Linked DNA regions of Homo sapiens: regions 1 and 3 are each linked to region 2. The links are chromatin loops, found by intact Hi-C in ENCODE. Cell type or tissue: heart left ventricle. All regions are shown on one strand. Links, peaks and the distances in the headings refer to the core of each region. The heading gives the core; the rest is flanking DNA.

Region 1 (8,000 bases), core at 1-8,000, 73 kb after region 2:
TGGGATATTCTAAGGTATAATAGATCTATATTATACTGAATATTATTTTGTACATAACTTGGGCCCAATGGAGTAGAATGCCTCTGCTTTAGACCATTATGATGTCATAAGAGGTGATATACCAGGAATCACCATGTCTAATCCTCACAATCACTTTAAAGTGCATACCTATTTTGCATACCTTTTTTCCTTATATACTTTTCCTATTGCCTCTGTAAGATAACTAGGTAAATTAGATAACTTCATCTATTTTACAGATCAAGTTACTTTCCGAGAGTCACACTGTACTAATAAGATGTGGCCCCTGGGATTTAAAACCAGATTTATCTGCCCCGTGTCTGATGCTCTTAATTGCCTCAGCTCCTACAACTCACCGTACGGCAGATGGAACCCTTGATAACATGTCTTTAGATATAGAATAAAAAAAGTTAGGTGTCATTCTATAGGACCTTAACAATTTCTAGTTAAAGACTCCCCCCACAACCCAAAAATAAGGAAAGTTAGGGGAAAGAAACACAGGTCACTTGCCTAAGGTCACAAAATGAGTTGTCAGAGCCCTAGGACCAAGGATTGGCTCTCCTCTCATGCATTTTGCATTAGAAAACTGCTTTTCTTCCCAGATTCTCAGAGTTCTGCTTGCTCTTTCACTAGGTCCCATAGACTGGTGATACTGACAACTTCAGCATCGATTTTAGGATGCCTTCCCAACCTATGGGATGGTATCCAAAGAGAATCCCACATGGCACTGAAGGAGCAGACCTGAGATGTGAAGCAGGGAGCTGGAGCCCTTTACCACTCCTGCCAAAATTCCCTGTACAGCATATATTTACCTATTCACTCTACCCAAGAGCAACCAAATCCATAATAAAATGCCTTGGTCAGGGCTTTCAAATAACTCAACTATCTGGGATATAGATAAGGAGCCTTTTGAATTTAAAGCATCTAAAGAATCAAAAGACAAAAAGGGGGTGGGAGAAACTGCCGAGTAGATTTTAGAAATATATCTCAGGGAATTTTGAGCCAAAATAGAAATAATTCAAGTGCAGCACTATTTCTCCTTCATCTCCAGGTGTTTTGTATGTCTATGTGTGAGTGTATGTGTATCATCTGTTGCCCAGATTTTTGTAAAATGCAAATAAATGATCCTGTCAGTTTAGGATTTTAGATACAATATTTCTACATAATCCCAAGGTAATTATCATTTTGAGTGAATACCTCATACCTCATTGTCTTTATCCTTGGAAGACATAGAACATAACAGGGGTAAAGGAGCAATGGAGGAAAATGAATTTTTTTTCTCTCCCTTTCTTTGCGATGATCACTCAGCCAGTGTTTATGACTGTGTGTAAAGCTCTGTGCTGAGGGCAGCCAGGGGACACACAAATGAGAAAGCCCAATTTGCAAGAAGCTGTCTTCCCTGCTCTCTCTTGCATTTGCCTCTGCTTATCTTTCCCTATTGCCTTTGTAGGATAACTCAATAAAGAAAACAGCATTGGGACCAAAATAAATTTTTTAGCATTTAATTACAAAGAGTAAACATAACATTGGATATTTTTCATTGTAGACAGCAATATAGATAAACTTTTTTTTTTTTTGAAGAGATTTCTTCTGAGCCAATATGTGACTAATGGCCCAGGACAGCCCCAGAAGATCCTGACAACAAGTGCCCAAAGGGATAGGGCTGCAACTTGGTTTTATACATTTTAGGGAGGCACGAGACATCAATCAGTGTATGTAAGGTATACATTGGTTCAGTCAGAAAAGGAGGGACAACTTGAAAGTGGGAGGCGGGCTTCTGGGTCATGTGGATTCAAAGATTTTCTGATTGGCAATTGGCTCAGAGAGTTTATCTAAAGACCTGGAATCAATAGAAGGGACTGTCTCTGGGGTAAGAGGTTGTAGAGACCAAGGTTCTTAGGCAGATGAAGCCTCCAGGTATCAGGCTTCAGAAAAAACACACTGTTAAATGTTTCTTATCAGACTCTAGTTAATTATCTCAGGAGAAAAGAGCTAGAAAGGGAAGGGGATTCTTCACAGAATGTAGATTTTCCTCATAAGAGACAGCTTTGCAGAGCTATTTCAAAATATGTCAAAGAAATCTGTTTGATAGTAAAATACTTCAGTTTCTTTCAGAGCCTGCTGTATCTTACTGCCAGAGTCTGTTGTCAGTCTTCAGGTCTCTGTGTCGATGTTACTGCTGCTCAGCTGTGCCTGAAACCTGAAGGGAGGAGGGATGATGAGGCCTGCCTGACCCCTACTTTCTATCATGGCCTGAACTAGTTTTTCAGATTAATTTTGGAATGGCCTTGGCTGAGAAGAGGGGTCCATTCAGATGGCTGGGGAGATTAGAATTTTATTTTTGGTTTCCAAGAGACAGCACTTGGGGTTTCCCCAGCAGGAAGGAGAAGGAGGCTGTCTGGAGGAAGGAGCACCAACCACGCACAAAGGACTGGCAGTGGGCAGTCAGAGTTGGGGAACAAGGTGAAGGAGCAGAGAAAAGGGAGAAGGGCCACAGCTGGTGGTGACCCAACCCAGCCTGAGCGACATCCAGCTCTACTAACTCACTCCTGAAGGGCCCAGGGTTCCACCTGGCTCATGTGAGGAAGGAGTTCTCACTCCCTCTAGGTGGATGAGGCCAAAGTCAAATCCAAGGCTAGGACAGTCATGCAACTCCTTCTTCCTGACGGTGTGGCCCAGAGCAGGTGCTGGACACAGAACCAGTCACAGCAGAGGCTCCACTGCCAGAAGAAATGATGGTTGCTGTCCAGTGCTTCCCCTGCTGCTTGTAATGTCCTCAGAGCAGCTGCCAGTGCTCAGGGTGGCATCCAGGCCCCACCTTCAGCCCCCAGCCCCAGATATGCCCTGGGAGCCCAGCCAGGGCCGTGAGCTGGGCAGGTCCCCAGGAGGGAGCTCACAGCCAAGAGCAGAACTCCTGCCAGCTGTCCTCCTACAGAGCTGCTGTAAGAAGCCAGCAAAGGCTCAGACAAGGGAAGAGATGTATAGGGAGGCGGCAGAATCCAGGCATCTCAAACTGCGTGACTCCGGGGCCAGGAAGCTGTCTACCTTCTTGACACACCACTCTTCTTGGCCCTGCTCTGCACTCCTGAGGGTCACCTGTGTGGACAGCATCAAGGGCTGAAGGGGAGAAAAAGAAGTCAGGGATGGGACTTCCTCCCATCCCCTGCCAGCCTGTAGGGTCACTGAGGCTGGCTTTTTCTCCCCTGAAGGCCACTGCCTCTCTCAAGGTGGTCCTGTCTACACTACTCTTTCTGGGTTCCAGGGACCATTCCCACCCTTTTCTATGCAGGCCAGGGGTCTGCTACTATCTTGGGGTAATTGTGTGACCCTCAGGGTTCCCTACACTCTGCTCCCACCTTTATTAATTGTCCCTTTATTAAATCCTCCTCAGATGCCCTGGTTTGCAAGAATTGGCCTCAATTCTGCACAAGTATGCCTGGCTCTGGGTTTGGAAGCATGGGCAGGCCCATGTGTCCCACACAGTCCCCTTCTACCTCAGGTCCCAGCAAGACACGAGGCCACTTTCTGCTCATCTTGTCTGCTCCAGCCTACTGGCCAGCCTTCCAGGATTCCAAGTCCAAGTGCCTCAGGCCAGGGTCTCATTCCCCCAGGGCACTCCTCCTTTGTGACTTCACTCGCTGAAGTCATCTGGGAGACAGTGCCAAATGTTCCACTCCAGAGTCTTGGCCTCTAGGAGGCAGGAACAGCAGGCCTGGCCAGCCCAAAGGACTCTCTATCCAGGATGTAAATGAGCACACTGCTGGCCCATGCGCCTCGGGGCTGTAGAGGGCAGCCTCAGAGGCACTGGGCATTCCTGGCACCATGGATGACGCTGCTGTCCTCAAGCGACGAGGCTACCTCCTGGGGATAAATTTAGGAGAGGGCTCCTATGCAAAAGTAAAATCTGCTTACTCTGAGCGCCTGAAGTTCAATGTGGCGATCAAGATCATCGACCGCAAGAAGGCCCCCGCAGACTTCTTGGAGAAATTCCTTCCCCGGGAAATTGAGATTCTGGCCATGTTAAACCACTGCTCCATCATTAAGACCTACGAGATCTTTGAGACATCACATGGCAAGGTCTACATCGTCATGGAGCTCGCGGTCCAGGGCGACCTCCTCGAGTTAATCAAAACCCGGGGAGCCCTGCATGAGGACGAAGCTCGCAAGAAGTTCCACCAGCTTTCCTTGGCCATCAAGTACTGCCACGACCTGGACGTCGTCCACCGGGACCTCAAGTGTGACAACCTTCTCCTTGACAAGGACTTCAACATCAAGCTGTCCGACTTCAGCTTCTCCAAGCGCTGCCTGCGGGATGACAGTGGTCGAATGGCATTAAGCAAGACCTTCTGTGGGTCACCAGCGTATGCGGCCCCAGAGGTGCTGCAGGGCATTCCCTACCAGCCCAAGGTGTACGACATCTGGAGCCTAGGCGTGATCCTCTACATCATGGTCTGCGGCTCCATGCCCTACGACGACTCCAACATCAAGAAGATGCTGCGTATCCAGAAGGAGCACCGCGTCAACTTCCCACGCTCCAAGCACCTGACAGGCGAGTGCAAGGACCTCATCTACCACATGCTGCAGCCCGACGTCAACCGGCGGCTCCACATCGACGAGATCCTCAGCCACTGCTGGATGCAGCCCAAGGCACGGGGATCTCCCTCTGTGGCCATCAACAAGGAGGGGGAGAGTTCCCGGGGAACTGAACCCTTGTGGACCCCCGAACCTGGCTCTGACAAGAAGTCTGCCACCAAGCTGGAGCCTGAGGGAGAGGCACAGCCCCAGGCACAGCCTGAGACAAAACCCGAGGGGACAGCAATGCAAATGTCCAGGCAGTCGGAGATCCTGGGTTTCCCCAGCAAGCCGTCGACTATGGAGACAGAGGAAGGGCCCCCCCAACAGCCTCCAGAGACGCGGGCCCAGTGAGCTTCTTGCGGCCCAGGGAATGAGATGGAGCTCACGGCTTAAAGCCCAAGCTCTGAAGAAGTCAAGGGTGGAGCCAGAGAAGGAAGGCAGTCCCAGATGAGCCTCTATTTTCATCAGCTTCTTCTCTCTCCCCTTGAACTTGGTAACCCACATGGTTCTCCCGTGGCCCCTAGGTGGATGAGGCCAAAGTCAAATCCAAGGCTGAGACAGTCGTGCGACTCCTACTCCCCCAGAGCGTGACCCGGAGCAGGTGCTGGACACAGAGCCTGTCTCAGCAGAGGGTCCCCACTGGCCGCAACGGCTCAGTGACAGCAAGAGCAGGAAGAGCAGCAGGAAGGCACCGCTGTCCACCTTGGGCACCATTTATCCTCCTTTCATCGTCCCCGGGGCAGTTGCGTGACCCTGCTGGGAGGCCAGACCGGGCCAGACTGAGGGTCAGGGGACCAGGCTGGGTTGGGGGTTGGGTGGGGCTGGACGGGGACGAGGCGCGGAGAGGCGGCGGGAAAGAGCTTCGGCTGGGCCACGGGCTCGCGGGCACTCTCGGCGGCAGCCTCGGGGGCTCCGACTCCAGCTCTGGGCAAGATCCATAAACTTTTAAAGAAGCCTCAAAACATACTTTTAAAGCATTAAGCTTTAAAGTGCTAGAAATCTTGTGCCCCATATGTGCTTCTTTCAGTATTATCCTAGATCCTCAGGAGTAGCATGGCAACTGGAGAAAATGGGAGGAAAGACAAGAAGAAATAGAAGCTGATTTAACATCAAGTTTATTCAGTTTTGATTTTTCTTATCTCTACTGGCTTTCTCCTGTTCAAACCTTGCAGCGATAATATTTGGAAAAGAGCACTTGGAAATTATATTCCTGTTTTTAACTCTTTATATTTAATCATTCTCCTTGTAATTGATTTTGTAGCTAATTTACTCCCCAGCACCCCCAGAAGAAAATTTTACAAAGGAAAATGTTTTATTTTTATTTTTTCCTTATCAACTTTTTATTTAAATGCTAATATCCAATTAATGGACAAACGAATCAGCTAATACTGGAAACAATGTAACAATAGTGAAAAGCATGAACTTTTGATTTCTATAGACCGAATTTGACTCTGCTACTAAATGATCTTGGGCAAGTTGGTTAATCTATATGTCTCAGTTTCTTTATCTATAAAATGAGAATAATACAACTTCATTAGGCATGCTATTCATTAATGTGTTTAGTTCTCATAACCCTATGGGAGGGGTCCTATTATTATTCCCATTTTATAGACACGAAATTGAGTAAAGTCAGTTTAGGTCACTTGTCTCTGAGCACATGATAAATACGTGGCAGAGCCAAGGTTAAAGCCCAGGTACACTCCAGCTCCGAGCCAACACTGTTAGCTGTTTTTTTTTCTTTTCTTTTTTTTTTTTTTTTTTTTTTTGAGACAGAGTCTCGCTCTAGCCCAGGCTGGAGTGCAGTGGTGTGATCTCGGCTCACTGCAACCTCTGCCTCCCGGTTCTGGGTTAAGCAATTCTCCTGCCTTAGCCTCCTGAGTAGCTGGGATTACAGGCACGTGCCACCATGCCCAACTAATTTTTGTTTTTGTTTGTTTGTTTATTTGTTTTTTGAGACGGAGTCTCGCTCTATCTCCAGGCTGGAGTGCAGTGGCACGATCTTGGCTCACCAAAACCTCCGCCTCCCGGGTTCAACCAATTCTCCTGCCTCAGCCTCCCAAGTAGCTGGGACTACAGGCGTGTGCCACCATGCCCAGCTAATTTTTGTATTTTTAGTAGAGACGTTGTTTCACCAAGTTGACTAGGATGATCTTGATCTCTTGACCTCGTGATCTGCCTACCTCGGCCTCCCAAAGTGCTGGGATTACAGGTGTGAGCCACTGTACCCCGCCCTAATTTTTGTATTTTTAGTAGAAACGGGGTTTCATCATGTTGGCCAGGCTGGTCTTGAACTCTTGACCTCGTGATCCACCCCCCCCCCCCCTTGGCCTCCCAAACTGCTGGGATTACAGGCGTGAGCCACCGCGCCTGGCCACACTGTTAGCTTTTAAACTACAGCCTCAAGGTATACCCCTCTAAGGCGATAGCCTCATGGCCTGTTGCAGGAGCAGGAAGAAACCAGAGTCGGTACTCAGGTGTCCCTGAACAGCATCTCTGCCTCTAGCTTTCTAATGCCCCAGGAAGCCCTTCACCCACCCCATTTATATGTAGATGTCCTAGCCCCTTGTACCTCAAGATGTGACCTTGCTTGGAAATAGAGTCATTGCAGATGTAATTAGTTAAGATCATACTGGAGTAGGGTGAGATGCTAATCAAATATGACTGGTGCCCAGGAGAGAGGCCTGGAACAGATCCTTTCCTAGTGCCCTCAGAGAGAGAAAGGCCCTGCCAACTCCTCTATCTTAGACTTCTGGCATCCAGAAGTGTAAATCACTACTTTTCTTTTGTCTAAGCCCCTCAGTTTGTGGTACTTTGTCATAGCAGCCCTAGCAAACTAATACACCTACCATATGCAACTAATCTGGTTAGGCCCTTAGCACTGTTCAGTTAGCCATTTCTTCATCTCTTCTCAACTCTCTCCCATAATCCACTGGAAAACTCCTCCAATCCTTTCACTACCTCAAGCTCCTCCCCTTCCTTTCTCCCTCAGCAGATAATCTCACTTCCTACTCTTCTGACACCATAGCTACCTCTTAAGAGGGCTCTCAATTTCCCTCATACTTCTCTGTTGCCACTGGCTCCTTTTCTTTTTAGACCATTGCTCTTCCTACCGTACACATTTTAGCTTTCAACAAGGCTTGGTCCCTCTCCTTTCCATTCTCCATGTGCCCCTCTCAGTGTTCATACTCATTTCCATAAGTTTACCCTGCACTATTAACTCTGAAGCTTATTCCTGTAACCCAGCTTCTCTTCAGAGTACGGGCCCTCATGATCAGTTCCATCTGCAGTCTCTTCACGCTGACCACCCTCCAACTAGCACACTCTGACCTCTGTACCAGCTTCTGTCATCTCTATTTTTCACATTCAACCAGACCCCAGAACTTACTTTTCCATGCCCTCCTACAAAC
Region 2 (11,026 bases), core at 1,888-9,887:
GTGTCTTGCATTCTTCCCTTTTCTGAATGGGAGATTTTAATGCAAGTATGCCACCCTTGCTCTATCACGCTACACAGGGTAGCTGAGTGGGGGCAGGTATGTAGTACATATTTACATAGTTCATGAGTTACCTGGCAATGAGGATATACATCTGGATCTAATAAAGAGGACTGTGTATCAACAACAGATCCTGGATGCAGTGACTAGATAGAATTCCAGGTGTCTGGGGAGGGTATATGTGTATTCTGTGTGTGGTAAGAAGGGGGCGGAATATTTGGTGACAAGAAGTATCTTTTCTTCCTAGGCATTATATTTCCCAACTCTCCTGCAGTTAGCTGGGGGCCACATGGCTGAGTTCCGGCCATTGGAATGTTGCTGGAACTGATGTATACCACTTCCAGGATTGGTCTATAACACCTTCCTTGAATCTTCCCTTCTCTGTCTTTCCTGGTCTTCTGGAAGTTCTTAGACAACGGTGGAACCACTAGATAGATAACAGGTTCCCGATTCCCTGAACGAGTGTGATAGAGTGTCCTCACCAACCCACATTGGAATATGACATGGGTAAGAAATAATTCTTAGTTGTGGTAAACTGCTGAGATTTGGGAAGATTTTTTTTTGTAACATTATGGTAAATTGTTGAATTCATCAAAGGTATGGCCTTTGATGAATCACACATTCCTCTGTTCACACCCTTGTATTCTTCCTTCCCACATGGACTCTGTCTTTGGCTATGTAACTTGCTTTGGCCATTGGGACATCAGCAAATACGAGATAAGCAGGGGCTTGAAAGGTGTTTGTGCATTAAGGCTTAGCCTGTTTTGCTGCTGAGAATTCTTCTTCCACAAAGTAAAGAAGCTTAGGCTAGCCCACTGACAACTATGGCCCAATCATCCACCAGCACCAAGGGCAAGACGTGAAAAAGGCCATAATGGAAAGTCTAGTCTTAGAAAAGCTGCTGGATGACCACAACTCTGTAAGCAACCCAAAGCAAGATTAGCAAAACCACCTAGCTAAACATAGTCCAAACTGTTGACCCACAGAACACATAAACAAATAAAATGAATATTGCTGTAAGCCACTAAGTTTTAGGTTGGGTTTCTTACACAGCAGTAGATAACTGATACAAAGAGTTAGCTTATTCTGACTAATATATTTGTACAATGATAAGGCTGATCTTGGGCATAAGTGACTAGGCTGAAAGAACTAGCTTCACCCGTTCCAGTTTGTACCCAGTTGCCTAAGAACTGGGGTCATCAACATCTTGATATGCCTGTAAACAACTTGTGGCATACGAGCATGCCACAGCACAGTGGTCTGGAGACTGCTCTCTTCTCATCTATAAAATTGACCTGGTAGAGTAATAAAGTCTTAAAATATAACCAACATGATTTTATTATTGATGCTAGGGATATTTCCTCCCACCCTTTGCCCCCTCATCACCCCTACTTTGCCAGCCCTCCATCCCTTTCTCTCTTGTTCAGCCAGGTCATTTAGGGGTTATTATTTGGGGAAATATTGTCTTAAGTTGGTTTCGGTTCTCTGGAACTGGAAAAAGTCACATAGTAATACACCAGTAAGTTGCCAAAAAGGATCCTGAGCCCTGCTTCTCTTGGGGAGAACAAAACAAAAACCCTGAATGGTGTGGGAGATCCTGGAACAGAATGGCCTGTGCTACTTTCCCAAGGGAAGGCCAGAGAGGCAGCTCAGGAAAGAAGGTAGTGTGGTGTGCCTAGGCAGGTGAGGCGCAGTGTGGTATAGAGCAGCAAAGGGTTCCTGGTGCCCAAGAGGTGTCCAGAATTGGCAGAGATATGCCAGACCTGAAGGAATCGCACAGTTGAGAATAAGCAATGAATGACTTAACGGTGACTTATGTTGTTTGACCACCAAGGATCAGAAACTCTTTCCCACACTTACTGATGCCTTGATACTCCGTAAGTCCCCCAGAACTTAAAAGCAAGCCTAGGCAAGAGTGGCAGCCCCTGAATTAACTGAGGTTAATTACAGAGAAACTAAGTTCTTTCATATCTAAATCTATGGAATAAAATTTGTACTTAAGTAATTGTAAAACTACTTCCAGCGCTATCATTTTATATACATATCATAATATAGATGCCAAAAATTGGTATTTTTCTATACCCTGTATATGTGTCTACCTGTCTACACATTAATCAGCTTCAATGTATATTAATATGGTTAGCCACAAGGTGACACTAGAAAGCTATCTTTTGCTTATGGTTCTAGGTCTTGACCGTCATTGATTTTCATAAACGGCTTCTATGAAGTATTGTATTAACAGTAGTAATCCCTTCCAGGGACATTTTCATTTTAATAAGGGAGATGGCAGCAATGAGGTTAATAGGAGGCAATGTTCATATTTTAAAATAATAAAAATAAGACTCTCTGGAACAGGCTATCAACTAGTTTTTATTCTTGCTCTTCTTACCCACTCTCATGTGATAGGATATCCCAATCACTACAAAAAATATCAAACACTAATTTATTCAACATCCATAAATAAAAAATGTAAATAGAAATAGTCTGTTAGATCTTGGAGCTTAAAATTTAAATGACTGTTTTTACAGAATGTGCCTCAAAAACGTCTAGAACATCCTTAAACCATCTCCCAAACACTAAAAGCTCAGTCCAAAAATGTGAACACAGTAGGTCAGCAAATACATTGTGTAACTCACTGAGCAATTGCTATCTTATGTTGGGGATGACTGAGAAGAGGAGGAAAACCATCTCTTCCAGGACGTCTTGCTTATTTGATTTATAAAGGAGATGCAATTTAAAGGATTGCTTAGGAAAATAGGAAGAAAAGGTTTGGAAAAGCTCACAGGGAAGAACTTTTTTTTTTTTTTGAAACAGAGTCTTGCTCTGTTGCCCAGGCTGGAGTGCAGTGGTGCCATCACAGCTCACTGCAAGCTCCATCTCCTGGGTTCATGCCATTCTCCTGCCTCAGCCTCCCAAGCAACAAGGACTACAGGTGCCTGCCACCACATCCAGCTAATTTTTTTGTATTTTTAGTAAAGACAGGGTTTCACTGTGTTAGCCAGGATGGTCTCGATCTCCTGACCTTGTGATCCACCAGCCTCGGCCTCCCAAAGTGCTGGTATTACAGGCATGAACCACCACGCCCAGCCCACGGGAAAGAATTTTCTAAGCAAAGGAGTAGTATATAAGAGAAAGTAGCATGTCACAATCTCGAAAGCCCCTCATTGAGAACATGGAAAGGCAGGTTGAAGGGACCAAAGAAGAAAGCAGTGACACTAAATGATCAATGTGGATCTAGTCTATGGTCAGATAGCAGAGGAAATTTACCTACTGGGAAGTGGAACCATTGCATGGTTTTGAAGACAGGAGGGATATAAATTTGTCCGTTGGCATATGTCCTTATGGAATTTTAAGGAAACCATGCCCTTGGGATGCATCAAGAGTAGGATTTTAAAAATCAAGAGTAGAAATGATGACACTTTAAAGAATTTAACTGTAGTAGTAAAAAGAATCAGGTGAGAATTTATGAGAGGACGCTGCAGAACTGGGAGAATGAAGACCCCTAAGTTTCTCCTTCAGGAGACTTTTAAGAAGAACTCAGAGACGAAGAGGGAGAGTCTATTCATGGAGTTGTCTCCTGGGACCCTCTGAAGAGAACATCAAAAACCCACTGAAAACAAAAAGATTATTGCTAAATATTTAATGTTTCTGTTTTATGAAAGGATTCAGTTTTTAAACCATAGGCAAAATTTACCCATGCAGATAGCTAAAGAGGAATTGAATACATTTTTCCGTTGCTTGACAGTGTATTCATATCCCACAAAATAAGGATTTTATTTTCCCCAGGGCACACTTAGTATTTCGTAAATATAGTACTTTATTTCTTACTGATATTTTTCTTCAAAATATTCACAAGCAAAATTGTGGTAATCACTGAATTGTTGTGATGGTTATACTGGTCTTCTTTATACTATTCTTTTTACTTTGGGGTATGTTTGAAAATGTTGACAATTTTTTAAAAAAATCGTTAAGAGTCTTTCTAGCCCCAAACTGTATCAAGTTAGTAAACCTACTTACGCATTTGGGATAGGTTAAGAAAGAAGTGTTCTTTCAGGACATGCAACTACCTGGTTTGATTGGATCATCCAAAAGTAGTCAACTCCAGCAACAGCAACAAAGAAAAACCAGACTGGCATTTGGTCAGGGAGGAATACTGTTCAGGAATACTCCCTTGGCAGATGTTTTGGGGACATTTCTTTCATGTTTAATTTGGCAAATTGACTCACAACTAACACTGAAAAGGAAAGAGACCACATGATTAAAAGAAGATTATATTAGTCACCTCAGGCTGCCATGACAAAATACCATAGACTGGGTGGCTTAAAACAACAGAAATTTATTTTCAGCAGTTCTGAGGGCTGAAAAGTCCAAGACCAAAGTCTGGGAAAGTTCATTTTCTATAGAGAGCCCTTTTCCTGGCTTGCAGATGGCTGCCCACTTGCTGTGTGCTTACATGGCCTTTTCTTAGTGCTTGCACTCAGACAGCTTACTCTCTCATGTCTTCTCTTAAAAGGGCACCAATCCTGTCTTGAGTGTCCCGCACACTCAAGTGTCTCAACTTGAGTCTCTCAACTAGCACTAATTACCTTCCCATGCTCAAGTACCTTCACATTGGAGGTTAGGTCTTTAATATATGAATTAGGGGGGTGGGGACACAAACATTCATAACAGAGATGTCAGGGACTTCAGAGTTATGTGCTAAGATGCATGTGGACACCACCTGACTCAAGTCTCCCCAATCTATTCCCCAAACTTAATCCCATCATCTTCCCTTCCCTGTAATGACTGGTCCATCACACAGGGTAATGGGGCCCCAAGAGGTGCACTGGAGTCACATTGATGCCTCCACACTCTTCTTCAGCCCCTTCCTCTCCTCTGGCCCATAAGACCTATTTAACAGACTGTTCCCACAAAGTTTTCAGTCAATACTAAGGACTGAGTAGTCTTCCAGGGACATTTCCACTTTAACACAGGAGTCTTAAAGAGGAACCTCCAAAATGCAAAGAAATAAAGCTCTTGTAATGTAATTTCTGGAAATGCTATAGCTAGTGAGGAGTTTGCAAATGGGATTCCATCTCATTATGACCTGAATCACTGCATGGAAGTGGCCACTACTCTCTGTTTGTGAGACTAATCCTTGTCAAGACTTAGGTAGCACATGAGCAGAGGATAGTTTTGACTTATTGCTTATTCTCCAAAGTAATGAGCAAGTGAAATTTTAACTATGGCAAATAAATGATAGAATTTTAGAAATAGAAGGAATCTTTGAAATTCAACTGGATCACTTTACAAATGAGGAAGTGAAAGTATACCTTGGCTGGGTGTATTGCCCAATACTGTATAGTTACATGAAGATCAAAGACTAGAATACTTTTTATGACACTATTTCACATCATTGCTCCAGTTCTGCCCCATATCATTAGATATCAAGATCAGCTTCTGGCAGCACACCCTCAGTCTAGACCAGTTAGCAAAGAGGTGGTCAAGCAAGCCACTTCCTCACCAGCAACTCTTTAATTTATGAGACTTAGGCAACCACTTTTGCACATTTCATGCTGTGTTGGGTCTCAAAAATTGGTTTGTGGCTTCCTTTTCAAATAAGTCACATATACTGAATTGCCAACTGTTACCACCCTACCTTTTGTATTAATTCACAAATGTAGGCAACCTCTAGGTAGGTTCAATCTTATTGTCTCCATAACGATCAACACACAACTGATAAAACAAGCACCAGTCTCTTACCTTTGCAGACTCTTGAGAAGGTCCCTGACATTAGAGAGATTTATGGGGTCAATGGACAAATGCTAGATTTAATAAATACTTAAGATACAAAGCCGCTGTATCTATCTCTTGGATCCCTTCTGATTGCCCAGTGTGGAGATCATGGTTCTTGCAACTTCAGGACTTGGCTGCTGAGAGGAGCCAAGAATGTGGAAACAGTGTAGCTCATTTATTGCTTCCATGTTGGTCTGAGATTATGGGAAAAAAGGTACTATCAGTCCATGGTTGGATTAATAACAAGGAAGAGCATTAAAGCTATTTTGAGACTTTTCTTCAAGTTTGCACTTTGGAAAATTTCCAATCTCAAGTAAAGAGAATAGTGGCCGGGTGCGGTGGCTCATGCCTGTAATCCCAGCACTTTGGGACACTGAGGTGGGTGGATCATCTGAGGTCAGGAGTTCAAGACCAGCCTGGCCAACATGGTGAAACCCTGTCTCTACTAAAAATACAATAATTTGTCGGCCATGGTGGCTCATGCCTGTAATCCCAGCTACTCGCGAGGCTGAGGCAGGAGAATCACTTGAACTCGGGCGGTGGAGGTTGCAGTGAGCCGAGATCGTGCCACTACATTCCAGCCTGGGTAGCAAAGCAAGACTCTGTCTCAAAAAAAAAAAAAAAAAAAAGAGGATAATGAATCTCCATGTACCCATCATCTAGCCTCAACAGTCTGCCATCCTTGACCCAGGTGTACCTCCACATGCTTCCCACCCTTACTCAATTATTATCATTTTAAAGTAAAATGTATATACATTGAAATGCACAATTGTTAGCTATACAATTCAGAACTGGATACCCTGTGTAGCCCACACTCCTATTGTCTCCTTTTGGGTATACTTAAAATATATATAAGTCAGTAGATAATGAAATAACTTACAACTTTTCAGCTGTTCTCATTTTCAAATCACGAGGCATTCTTGGGGGTGTTCCTCACTTGAGAAATTCTTCCCTTGTGCCTCCCCTCATCCCATCTCAGCACTGGAAGATCAAGCCACATTTGTCTCTGACACTGTTTGCCTCTGCACATTGACTCCAGATGTCTACCTGACTTCTTAGATTTGAGAATCCAAATGAGATTTCCAATAGTTTATTCACTGGCTCCACCCATCTAAGATAAAAACCCTGCTCCAATCCCCTCCCAGAACTCAGCAGCCTAACTCACTCTGACTGCTTTGCCTGGTAGAGGAGATAAATGAAGCAGGTTAGCCTTCTTGGTCCACCAGGAGAACACCCTGGAAATAAGAAAGAGAATGGGAGGTACAGAAATAAAATGGATTCCTTCCCAATCACCCCAAGTATACTGAATAGAAGGTGAATGAAATAGAGAGAAATAAGGGCAAGTCATTCCTGATCAAAAGTAAGGAAAGAAAAATAAAGCTTCTGAGCTAAGAGTGTCAAGGTGATTGTTCTTGCTATAAGTATCTTTCCCCTAGAGCAGTGCGTGTTAGACAGATACACAACCAGATATACACTGTTTTTATTGTGTCCAGAAAAAATACATGCATAAATGAAAAGGTTTTATGAAACAATATGTGACACTGCAAGTCCTGTGAGGATAACATTCCAAGAGCCCCAGTGGATGCCTAAGACTGAGGATAGTATTGAACCCATATACATTTTGCTTTTTCTATAAATACATACCTATGATAAAGTTTAATTTATAAATCAGACACAGTAAAAGATTAACAGCAATAACTAGTAATAAAATAAAACAACAATAACAGTATACTATTCACAATTTCATGAATAGAAGATTCATTTTTACTGTAGATCTTTGCAACCTCAGCATATGATTTTTGTTTTCATTCCCTAAATTGAGAACTTTTACCTTTTCACTTAAACGAAGCACTTTACCGCTTCACTTTGGCATATCCAAATTGCCAGCATCCCTATTCTTGCACTTTGGGGCCATTATTAAATAAAATAAGGATTGCTTGAACACAAGCACTGTGATACCATGACAGTCGATCTGATAACCTAGACGGCTAAGTGACTAATGGGTGAGTAGTGTATACAATGTGGATACCCTGACAAAGGGAGGATTCACTTCTCAGGCAGGACAGAGCAGGGCAGTGCAAGATTTCATCATCAGAACTGTGCACAATTTAAAACTTACGAATTGTTTATTTCTGTAATTTTCCATTTAAGATTTGTGGACCATGGCTGACCATGGAAAGCAAAACTGCAGATAAGGAAGGAGTATTGTACTAAGTTAAATATATGCAGATATTTTCTGTTTCTCTAGTTCATGTTTTATTTTTCTTCTCTAGTTCATGTTTTTAAAGGCCTGGCTACCACTTACTAAAATAATTTTGCAACTCACTGATGGGTTGCAAACTGCAGTCTGAAAACCACTGCCCTAAAGATTTGGCATAAGATGCTGGAAAGGAGCTCTTTTCTCTGGAGTTCTTGGCCTCACTGTTTCCTTCATTAGAAACCCGTTTGATCCTTCACAAAGTATGGTTGCTCAGTTTAAATCCAAGATACCTATGTTCATTACAAGAGATGATATTTAGCTAGGGATTATGTAAAGTCAACCAACATATAACACCTGACAGGCATAAGACTCCTCTTTATAGCCAGCCCCACCTACTAGAGCTAGGGTAGAGGTGGCTGGAAAGCCTATCATCATGTGAGGTACTGAGAGAGTGATGATGATGCATGTCCCCGCACACACTCAGCCTGCTTCATGTAGTCCCTATTGTGTTTGCCACATCCTTTAGTTCCAAGAAGAAATGCAAGCACATTAAAAATAAGAGGTGCTGTGTACGCAAAGAAAATACCAGGCCCCCTCTCCAGAGATTTGAATCTAAACCCTGTATGGCTAACTTCCTATATCTGAACCCAGAAAGAGAAATAGAAAACATTTAAAAAGGAGGATCTGATGTTATCTGATATCCAGCAATAAATGTCTTAAAAATATCATGATGTACAGCCTTATCCAGTTTTATAATACTAAAAATTATAATGGCTATGTTTCACTGGGCTCTTCCCAGTGGTCCAGTGTGCTTTGCATTATTTCCTGGAATTTAGTAATACCTCTATGAAATAAGTGATACTACTACCCCCATTTTACAAGTGGAAGAGGGAAACAATGAGTATCAGTTGGGGCCCTAAGACCTACAGCAGTGATGGAGATTGTTATTTTTCCCAATAAACTTCCTCTTCTAAGAGTGCCCCTGAGGCCAGGAGCAGTGGCTCACACCTGTAATCTCAGCACTTTGAGAGGCTGAAGTGGAAGGGTCACTTGAGCCCAGGAGTTCGAGACCAATCTGGGCAACATAGCAAGACCCTGTCTCTATTTAAAAAGAAAAGAAAAAAATGAAAATAAAAGAGTGCCCCAGAAAGAGAGGCCCACTGGAATCACAGAGGAGCTGCTTCCCAGACATACACAAAGAAGTGGATTCAAATAGCTCAAGATGAACTGTGATGAACATTAAGGTGCACCACCAAGTTCTCCCTTCAAGAATGGACTTTTTGGGGTAGGTAGAGCATGATGGCTGATTAGAAGCCTTTAGCAATTGTCACCTCCACAGAAACATCAAATTGAACAACTACCTACACAAAAAAAGTAACTTCATAAGAACCAAAAATCAGATGAGTAATTGCAGTAACTGATTTTAACATCATATTAAGGAAACATGCACTGTTAAGAGGAAAAGAAAGACAGTCTTGAATCCCTTACACCACCCCTCCCTCATTGCATGGCAGCAGCTATTTGGTGTGGAGAGAGAATCTGTGTATTTGGAGAAGGGAGAGTGCAGTGATAGTGGGACTTTCTTTCGGAACTCAGTGCTGCCTTGTCACGGGAATGCCTATTTTTTGTGGAAACATGGGGCAGAACTCAGCTAGCATACTTGGAGGGAGCATTTAGATCAACCCTAGCCAGGGGGAATCACCCCTTCCGGCAGTTGGAACCTGAGTTCCAGCTAGCCCCATCACTGCAGGCTAAAGCTCTGGGGCCCTAAATAAATTTGAAAGGCAACATAAGCCACAAGGATGGCAATTCCTGGGCAGATCTTGGTGCTGACCTGGGCTCACAGCCAGTGGACTTGGGTTATACATGACCTAGTGAGACAGTTGGGATGACCAAGGGAGTGCTTGCATCACCCCTCCCCAACCTTAGGAGGCACAGCTCACAGCTTCAAGAGAGACTCCTTCTTGGGGAGAGGAGAGGGAACAGTAAAGAAGACCTTGTCTTGCAACCTCAACACTAGCTCAGCCACAGTAGGGTAGAGCACCAGGCAGAGTTGTGAGGCCCCCTAGCTCCTGGATGACATTTCTAGATATACCCTGGGACAGAAGGGACCTGCTGCCTTGAAGGGAAGTTACCAGTCCTGGCAGGATTCAACACCGGCTGACTAAATCAGCAGTAGTGGCCAGGTTGTACTTGCCATGGGCCTTAGGTGAGACTCAGAACCATGCTGGCTTCAGGTGTGACCCAGCACCTTCCCAGCTGTGGTAGCTAAAGGAGAGACTCCTTTTGTCTGAGGAAAGGAATGGGAATAATAAGAGGACCTTGTCATATAGCTTGGGTACCAGCTCAGCCATAGTGGCATACAGCAAGCAGATACCCAGGGTCCCTGATTCCAAGTCTTGACTCTTGGACAGGATTTTTTGGATGTGCCCTGGGCCAGAGGGAAGCCACTTCCCTGAAGGGAGACACCTAGGCCTGGCAGCATTTATCACAAGCTAACTCAAGAGCCCTTGGGCCGTGAATGAAAACTTGTGGTAGCCAGGCAGTACTCCTTATGGGCCTGGGTGGTGGTGGCCATGGGGAGAGACTCCTCTGCTTGAGGAAAGGGGAGGGAAGAGTAGGAAGGACTTTGTCTTATGACCTGGGTGCCAGCTCAGCTACAGTAGAATAGAGCACCAGGTAGATTCCTAAGGTTCCTGGTTCCAGGCCCTGGTTCACAGATGGCATCTCTGGACCCACCTGGGGCTGAGTGGAACTTGCTGCACTGAAGGACACAAGCCTAGCTGTATTTGCCGCCTACTGACTGTAGAGCCCTTGGGCCTTGAGTGAACATGTGTGGTAGCCAGGCAATGGTCCCTGCGGGCCTTGGGTGAGACCCTGTGCTGTGGGTCTGACCCAGTGCAGTCCCAGTGGTTGTGGCCGCAGTGGTGCTTGTGTCACCTCTCCCTCAGCTCCAGACAGCTCAGCACAGAGACAGACTCTTATTTGTTTGGG
Region 3 (8,000 bases), core at 1-8,000, 130 kb after region 2:
TCTCCCTCTGTCTCTCTCGTCATGTGTGTGATTTGTGTTTTACTAATTTTTCCACATATCTTCTGCATATTTTGTATCTTGCAGTTTTTCTTTTGCATTTTCTTCATGCTTTTAATGGTATTTGAAAGCATGATTCGTAAGTTTGCATGACACAAAATAGACACTCAGTAAATATTTATTAAATGATGAAATGAAGGAATTTTTTCTGCTAAGCTGTATTTTCAGATTTTTCTGCCAAGAACATGGATTTCTTCTATAAACACATAAGTGTACACACATACATAGTTGAAGTGTTAAGTACATTGTGGAACACCCCAACCAATAATTGCATACTATATAGCATTAAAATAATGTGTAAATGTGTATCAAAATATGTACACAGAAGGAAATTTTTTGTGAAAAAAAATTGTTTATGTGTAGTAGATATTTATAAAAATCCTAAAAGGAACTGGTTTGAAAGAATTGCTGCACACATCTAATTGGTTTGACCAGCTTGGAAGACTGTCCTGACCAGAGAAAGGATTGAAAAACAATACCCTTTCATCCTTTTATATAACCTTATACCCTTGGGAAAAGAGGTGGTAACTGACAGGAGGTGATTCATAAAACATGTCCTGAACTGAGGAAGTGCCAGCGGCTGTGAAACCTCCTACCACTTTCTCCTGGTAGTTAAGAGTTCAGAGTCAGACTATTTGAGTGAGAATCCTGTTTCTGATGCTTACTGTCTACATGACACTAGACAAATTATTTAACCTCTCTGTGTCTCATTTTCCTCAAATGTAGAATGGGGGCAGTTGTTATTTGGGGGAATAAAGGAGCTAATATATATGTAAAGTCCATAAAGCAATGCCCCACACATAATCACTAAATACGTGTTAAACTAATATTCTTATTATTATTACCACCCGGTTTTAAGTCCTGGGGATTGGGAAAACAACTCCCTATTCAGCCTAACGTAAATCAAATACATCCAAAAATTGACACTAATTAGGCTGGGCACCATGGCTCACACCTGTAATCCCAGCACTTTAGGAGGCCGAGGCGGGAGGATCACTTGAGGTCACAAGTTTGAAACTAGCCTGGGCAACGTACAAAAAATTTAAAAGTTAGCCAGGTGCAGTGGTGCATGCCTGTTGTCCTAGCTACTCAGGAGGCTGATATGGAGGAGTTACTTGAGCCCAAGAGTTAGAGGTTGCAGTGAGCTATGATTACACCACTGCACTCCAGCCGGGGTGATAGAGTAAGACCCTGTATCCAAAAAAAAAAAAAAAAAGGACAATAATTAGATAAAGATATACATGTTCAATTAGTCCTTCTCTTTTCTATACTATTAACCTCTCCTTCTGACTCTATTTAGGTAAACTCCAGGATCTCCCTTCTGGGGGTGGAGGGAAACCCTCTCTTGACTTTGTGTCCCCATTAGTACTGCCTTATTTCTCTGACCCTTTCTTCAGTGAACTCTTACCATCTTCAGTCCTCACCACTCTGCTGGCCCTGCTCTTGCTGCCTCCATGTTGGCAATCCAAAGATTCCTTTTCTGCCCACATCTAAATCTTTGGATTTTGACCCAGCTGACCACTCCTTCATGCTAGCTATACTTTATTCTCTTGGACTTCTTGACACCATGTTCTCCTGTTTACCATTTTAGCTTCCCTTTCTCAGCCTATACTACTTCCAAATTTGGAGGTGCCTTGGGGTTACATTCTCTCCTTAGATGATTTCTTGTGGTCCCATGGGTTTATTTATTTATTTATTTGAGTCAGGATCTCACTCTGTCACCCAGGCTGGAGTGCAGTGGTGCAATCATGGCTCACTACAGCCTCAACCTCCTGGACTCAAGTGATCCTCCTGTCTCAGCTTCCCAAGTAGCTGGAACTACAGGCATGCACCACCAGGCCCAGCTAATATTTTGTATTTTTTTGTGGAGATGGGTTTCACTATGTTGTCCAGGATAGTCTCAACTCTTGGACTCAAGCCATCTTCCTGCCTCAGCCTCCCAGAGTGCTGAGATTACAGGCAAGCACCACCATGCCGAGCTTGGTCGTATGGTTTTAAATACTAGTTTTGTACCAGTAACTCCCAAATATAATTATATATATCCCTGCCCTTTCCTGTGATCTCCAGAATCAGGTTAAATTGACATGTATTCCTAGATATCTTACAGACTTCCAACCTTAATGCAGTGAAAAAGAACTTTTGATTCTGTCCCCTACTTTTTCTCCCAGGCTTACTAGTCTCCCAGATAACCTTTACCTAGGAAATATCTGCATTTAGTAAATATCTGCATCTTGGAAATATTTCTGTTCATCTGTTTGCTCAAGCTGGCAAGTCCCACTGTCTCGCGTGCAAAAGTATAGCCAGAATCTGCCCACTTCCTTTGCTCTCCTGCCATCACCGTGTCCAAATCACCATCATATCTTGCCTTGCCTACTAAAATAACCTTTAACTGGCCTCCCTGGCCCCTTCCTTGGCTCCTGACATTTTATTTTCTACCCTGTAGTCAGAATTGTCTTTTAAAGTTATAAAATCATGCTTAGTTCAATCCCATGTCTAAAACATTCTGTGGCTTCTGTATCATCTTAAAATAAAGTCCAAATTCCTTACCACAATGTGGTGCACACCACCCACTCTGAGTTGATCTCATCTTGCTCCCCTGACTTACCATGTTTGCCACAGTCACACTGGCCTTCCTGCTTTTCCTCTAATTTAGCAAACTCAGCCTGTCTCTGAGCCTTTACTAGGCACTTAACCGGGCTTAAATATTTCCTCTTCAGAGAGGCCTTTCCAAGCTCAAGCAGCCTCTCCTCCTTTCCTCATTCACATGCCCTTAACTGCTTCATACCACTCACCCTTATCTGACATGAGTTATGTACCTCCTTGAATATTTACTTATCTATCTTTCCCCATACAAATAAATTTCCACCGGATTACTAATGACGTTGATTGTCATGTTTACTGCTATACTCCAGCACTTAGAATAGTGCCTGGCACAGGGAAGATGCTTGGTGCATGTTTGTTGAATGAATGAATGAATGAATGAATGAGCAATGCACTGTCATGCTACTTTAGGGACACAGGGAAGTGCAGTGCACAGTTCCAGACACTAAATAACTTATAATGTGATTGTGGATGCATAAGCACATGACAAATTAAGTGACAATAAGCTTTAAAGTAGAGTTAACAAAAGTTTGGAAGCCATCGAATGGTACAGAAGTTATGGTCTGCTCTGTAAGAGGAGCTAAGAAATACTGTGAACAGGAGTTTCAGGAAATGGTTACCTGTGACTGTAGGATGGAGAGAAGTAGAAAGAATGTTGTGCTGTTGTGAGAAAAGCCTAAGAAAAACTTCGGTTTAATAGTTAAGTGCCAGAAGAAGTTTATTGTCAGCCTCGACATTTCACAGCACATCTACAGCAGGGAGCTGGGTTGGCAGAAAAAGACTAGTCAAAACATTACATGCTCAGCTCGGAAGAGGAATTTCCATAGATTCATTCCTCCTAAGTGTTTTCTGCAGAACACTGATTTAAAGAGATGGTTATAAATATTATGTGAGGAAGGAATTTCTTTGTTAAGTACATGTGAAAACTTTGGGTTAAACTAGATTATAGTTTTCTTTATGGCAAGACATCTCGGAGCCTTTAATATGCTATTGTTTCTTGAAAGTCTCCAGAAGAAGAATAAAATATAAGCATTTTCCACACTTAATTGACTATAAACTTTTACTCACAAAGCTTCTCTTAGGCCATGCATTCTCTGCTCAAAAGTTCTTTGGGTGAAAATTAAGGCACCTGAACAAACACGTCATAACAGATTTTTATATCGGTTTAAGCCATCCCAGAAACAATATTTTTAAATTTTTATGTGTTTTAGACATCAGCTATACAATTTAATACTTGTAGCAATAATACAAATGTTTTAAAATTACTAGTATTTATTAGCATGAGACAATTTGCTAGGCACTTTACTTGTATTATAATGCTAGAAAGATAGATCCCAATTTCACCACTGAGTTGCCATGGAACTTAGGCTAAGTTCCTGATTGTTCTGAGCTTTAAGTTTTTTATGTCTCAAGATAAAGCGGTAACACAAACATTATAGGGAAGTTGGAAAGATTTAGTGAGATATTACATGTAAAGTTCCTACATAGAGCTTAAAATATCACAGGTTTTCAGTATATAATCGTGTTGTTATCATTATCATCTCTAATCCTTGCAACTACTTTCCTCATCTAGAATAGAATGCTCCTTCTATACAGGAGGAAACTGAGGCTGTAAGCCACAGAGCAAGTAAGGAATAGAGAACACTCAGTCTGTTGAAAGAGATGATTGAGTCTCTTGCAACTTTAACTTAGAAAACTGACGTGATGAGCAAAGTGCAAACTGAAAATAACACTGCCACCCAGAGGCCACTCCCAGAAATGACAGACATATGGTCCTCAGGGACTTGAGGCAGGGTCTGAGGGCAATTCGTGTTAGTGAAAGCCCATCTTGTTGGCAGCAAAGTGATGCATACATTATACCAGAACAGTTGTGAGGTATTCTGTATGCTACCTAATTTTCCCATGAAAAACAAATAATCTAGGTTCATTATAATTACTTGTAGATTTCATTTTGAAAAGTGTGCTTTTCTTTGTGATTGGGAAAGACTGGAGTTAAAAAAGAAATTCTAGCATTAGATATTTACATATGTTAGCAATTCCAACGGAGCCTTTGTTTAAACATGCCCTTTTGAATAAATAGTTTTTCTTTTTTACTTCAGCCAAGCTGTAAACCTTACACATGGATTCCATGTACTTGTGTCAAACATGTGAATTATGTGAAAGGGGCAGTGCTTCAGGCTGATGGCCACTGAAGGGGCAGGGATTGCCTGAGGAGAGCTGATGCATCCCTTTGAGCTGACCTAATGAGGCTGTCACCTGTCTGTGCTTCTCAGAGCTTTGGGGGCACTTGTTTTTCTTCCTTTGGTCAGGTCTCAGAGAGCCCCAAAACTTATTTCAATCAAATTCCGTAGTTGTAAAACATTGTTTAAGATAGTAGACATAACAACCTGCTAATTAGTACAATTACCTTTAATTTATACTAAGATTAGAACACCAGGCACAATTTCCAATAACCTATATCTCCAAAGACTCTTTATTGCCCTTTCCTTGAGGTAGATTCTCACCTGATGTGTCAGCCTTCATTGCTGCTCTGATGGTGCCCCATGGTCTAAGGAAAAAATAAAGTACTGAAGTTTCTCAGAAAAACTAACAGTAAAAAAAAGTTTTCTCTAATAGGAACTCAAAAAGTTAGATGAAAGAATATGTGGTTGAGACAGGAAGGACCTCAAACCCACAAGCCCAAGGGAGGAAGTATGAGGAGATATCCTGATTCCTTGGCAGATTTAAAGAAACAATAAGCAGCCTCCTGAATTTGGGTTTGATATCTTGTTTAAAAAAGTTAAAACTACAGTTTTAATTAATATATACAAAATCTATTCAGCCCTGACATATCCCAGTTTTCCAGAATGAATGCTACTATTAGATTTCATTGTTAAAAATACTGCCCAGTGAGCATAAAACCAGACTCAAGTCACACACGATAGCCTTCAGCCCCATTTGAAGGTAAAAGGGTTTTTTTTTCATTTTTGTTGTAGTTTTGTTTTATTTTACATACTCTAAGCCCTCTGTCAAAGGGTAAACAATTTAATTTATTCCAATATTTAATTGGGAGTTATAAAGGCCTTTAAAGTCTTTAAGTAATGGGTACCATTTTACATTCTATTGTTGCATACTGAGAATGCTGTGAAGCAACTATCTATAGATTAAGTTTGGGCAAATTTAGCCAAGTCTTTGATTAGCAGTTAATTTTTGTCTCTTTTTATTAATCATTGTCCTTCCTGTCCTTGAGGAGTCCCTAATTCCTATTGATTCTTCTCTTCATACTTCTCAGATTGGCAGTACCATGGTCTAGGTATGGATCCTCCCTCATCTCTTGATTACTGGAGTTTCCTCCTAGTTGTTCTTTCTGCCTGCAAGCTGTTGATTTCAGTCAGTGCTGCTATGGCTTCCTAATATTTTTGCTAGGTACTCATGATACAGCTCTCTTTTATCTACTTAATTGACTATGCTGTCACCTCTGGATGCTTTTGGATGTCAAGACTCCTAACCATCTAGTGGGCTCATTCTACTATATCACATCATGTTTCCCACTGCTTCCCACATGGGCCCTTAGCTTCAGTAATGCTGGCCTTCTTATGACCCCTATACAACCCCTCAAACCTACTTCTTGAGTTTTGTTCCTTCTGTACTATATATTAGGGCTTTTTGGTGACAAGCAGCAAACACCCAACTCTAATACTTTGAAGAAGAAGTGGGAGGTGGTGAGAGAGAATGCAAATGTGACCATATTGGAGAAGCCTAGGCAGTTAGGTCCAGCATGGATGGATTCAAAGGATCAAATGTCATCAGCCTTCCTTCTGCTGTGTCTCAGCCCTTTCCTTTAGAATTGGCTTTATTCTCAGGCTCCTGGTCATGGCTTCCAGCAGCCCAAGTCTTACAGCCATTCTGTCGGGTAGCCACAGAGAAAAGAGGGATTCTTCTCTAATGGTGGCTTCACAGAAGTCCTGGGAATTGGTCTCACTAGCTCTTCTTGGGTCATATATCTATTCCTGAACAAGTCACTCAGACTATAAGAATGCAGTGATCTGATTGGCCAGGCCTGGATTACATGCTCAGCTTGAGAAATTAGGGTAGAGTTGGCTCTATCCCCATCTTGTGGACTAAGAGCTGAGGAAAGAGCAGGTAGGGAATCAAGGTGCTGTCACTACCAGAAAGGCGAATGAGTGCCGGGCAGGGAAAAATAACAGATGCCCATTCCATGGTTTTAATGGAAGTTTTCTTTTTATGTGTATTTTCACCATCCTCAAAAGGCTTTAATAATGCTACATAATACTGATATGTGTGTGTGTGTGTGTGTGTGTGTGTGTGTGTATAAAATATGGCAACTAGGAGATTCATGTGTGTCTTATACACAACCCAATTGTAAGTTTCTAACTGAATTGGTAAACATTTTATTTTATGTCTCTTAATGTGTTTTCATTATATCTTGTGCATTTAACTGTCATTGCAATTATCAGCCACATTGTGTTATAATCATCCACTGTATATCCATCTTCTCTACTCAATTATGCATGTTGGGCAAATAGTACAGAGACTGACACAGGGCATGCATTGGGTGAGTATTTGGCCAATAAACAAATATACCAGTGAACAAAGCTCTCTGATACCCATAGCACCTAATCCCATGGACAACAACTATTTTCAATTTATTGTCAGTCTTCAAAGCATGAACCTGTTTGTTCAAGGTACAGTTATTCCTTTGAAATAAGAAATGTGTGCTTGGATCTGAGCAACTTTTAAAGAGAAAATCAGTCCAAGTAATGAGTTAAAGATCAATATTACCAAGGTTAATTTTTTTATTTTAAATCTACTCTTATCCTGAGGATATAGTCTCAAGCTGGATGAAATGAAAACACCAGAACACTGAGTTCACATCAGCTAATATCTAGTACGTGCCTTCGCTATGACACTTGCTGCTAAATTGACAGAAGAAAGAGAATGTGTGATGTGGCTGATTGAAAAACATGGCCACAATATTTTGCAGCTTTTCCCATCAAGAGGTGGAGTATTTTTTCCCCACCCCTTAAATCTAGGGTGGCCTTGTGGTTTGCTTTGAAAATAAAATGTCACAGGAATGAAATTGTGCAAGTTCTGGAGCCAAGGCCTCAAATCCCTTGCAGCTTCTTCATTCATGTCTTGGAACACCCCTGCCACCATGAAAGAACATCTGGACTAGACTAACAAAAGTTGAAAGACCACACAGGGAGGCCCAGCCAACAGCCAGCACCAAGCCCCAGACATGGACTAAGTGTGGATATCTTAGTCCCTCCAGCCCCTGTCAAGCTACCAGATGACTATAGTCACATCAGTGACCCCAGATGGGACAAGCCAAAGTACTGCTC

What was found. A loop is a pair of places that touch in the nucleus more often than their neighbours do. Peaks named below come from ENCODE experiments on the same cell type or tissue, not always from the same donor. Only the 100,000 strongest peaks of a DNase experiment are listed, where the experiment ranks them.
Region 1: it touches region 2 in a loop (2.1-fold over the local background); 6 of 110 quality-filtered maps call a loop at or near these places.
Region 3: a loop joins it to region 2, with 4 times the contacts of the local background. A loop is called at or near these places in 79 of 110 quality-filtered maps.

What each region holds. Positions count from the first base shown.
Region 1 is chr5:113,430,680-113,438,679 of GRCh38, reverse strand. The region is part of intron 1 of MCC (MCC regulator of Wnt signaling pathway); the gene reads left to right. It overlaps TSSK1B (testis specific serine kinase 1B), which reads left to right and starts at 3,691. Exons shown (of 1, transcript NM_032028.4): 1 at 3,691-6,127. The coding sequence starts at 3,841. The coding sequence ends at 4,944. All of the region lies in intron 2 of LOC107986366 (a long non-coding RNA gene), which reads right to left. In heart left ventricle, for the core only: no CTCF peak of the experiment used is centred there; a DNase peak (open chromatin) is centred at 4,262.
Region 2 is chr5:113,502,219-113,513,244 of GRCh38, reverse strand. It overlaps LOC124901046 (a long non-coding RNA gene), which reads left to right. Exons shown (of 2, transcript XR_007058905.1): 2 at 305-1,386. Among named protein-coding and RNA genes, the nearest start is that of YTHDC2, 6.0 kb to the left of the region's middle. In heart left ventricle, for the core only: a CTCF peak has its summit at 2,201 (motif pointing right); no DNase peak of the experiment used is centred there.
Region 3 is chr5:113,375,544-113,383,543 of GRCh38, reverse strand. All of the region lies in intron 2 of MCC (MCC regulator of Wnt signaling pathway), which reads left to right. Among named protein-coding and RNA genes, the nearest start is that of TSSK1B, 55 kb to the left of the region's middle. In heart left ventricle, for the core only: a CTCF peak has its summit at 4,407 (motif pointing left); no DNase peak of the experiment used is centred there; H3K27ac peaks cover 577 bases.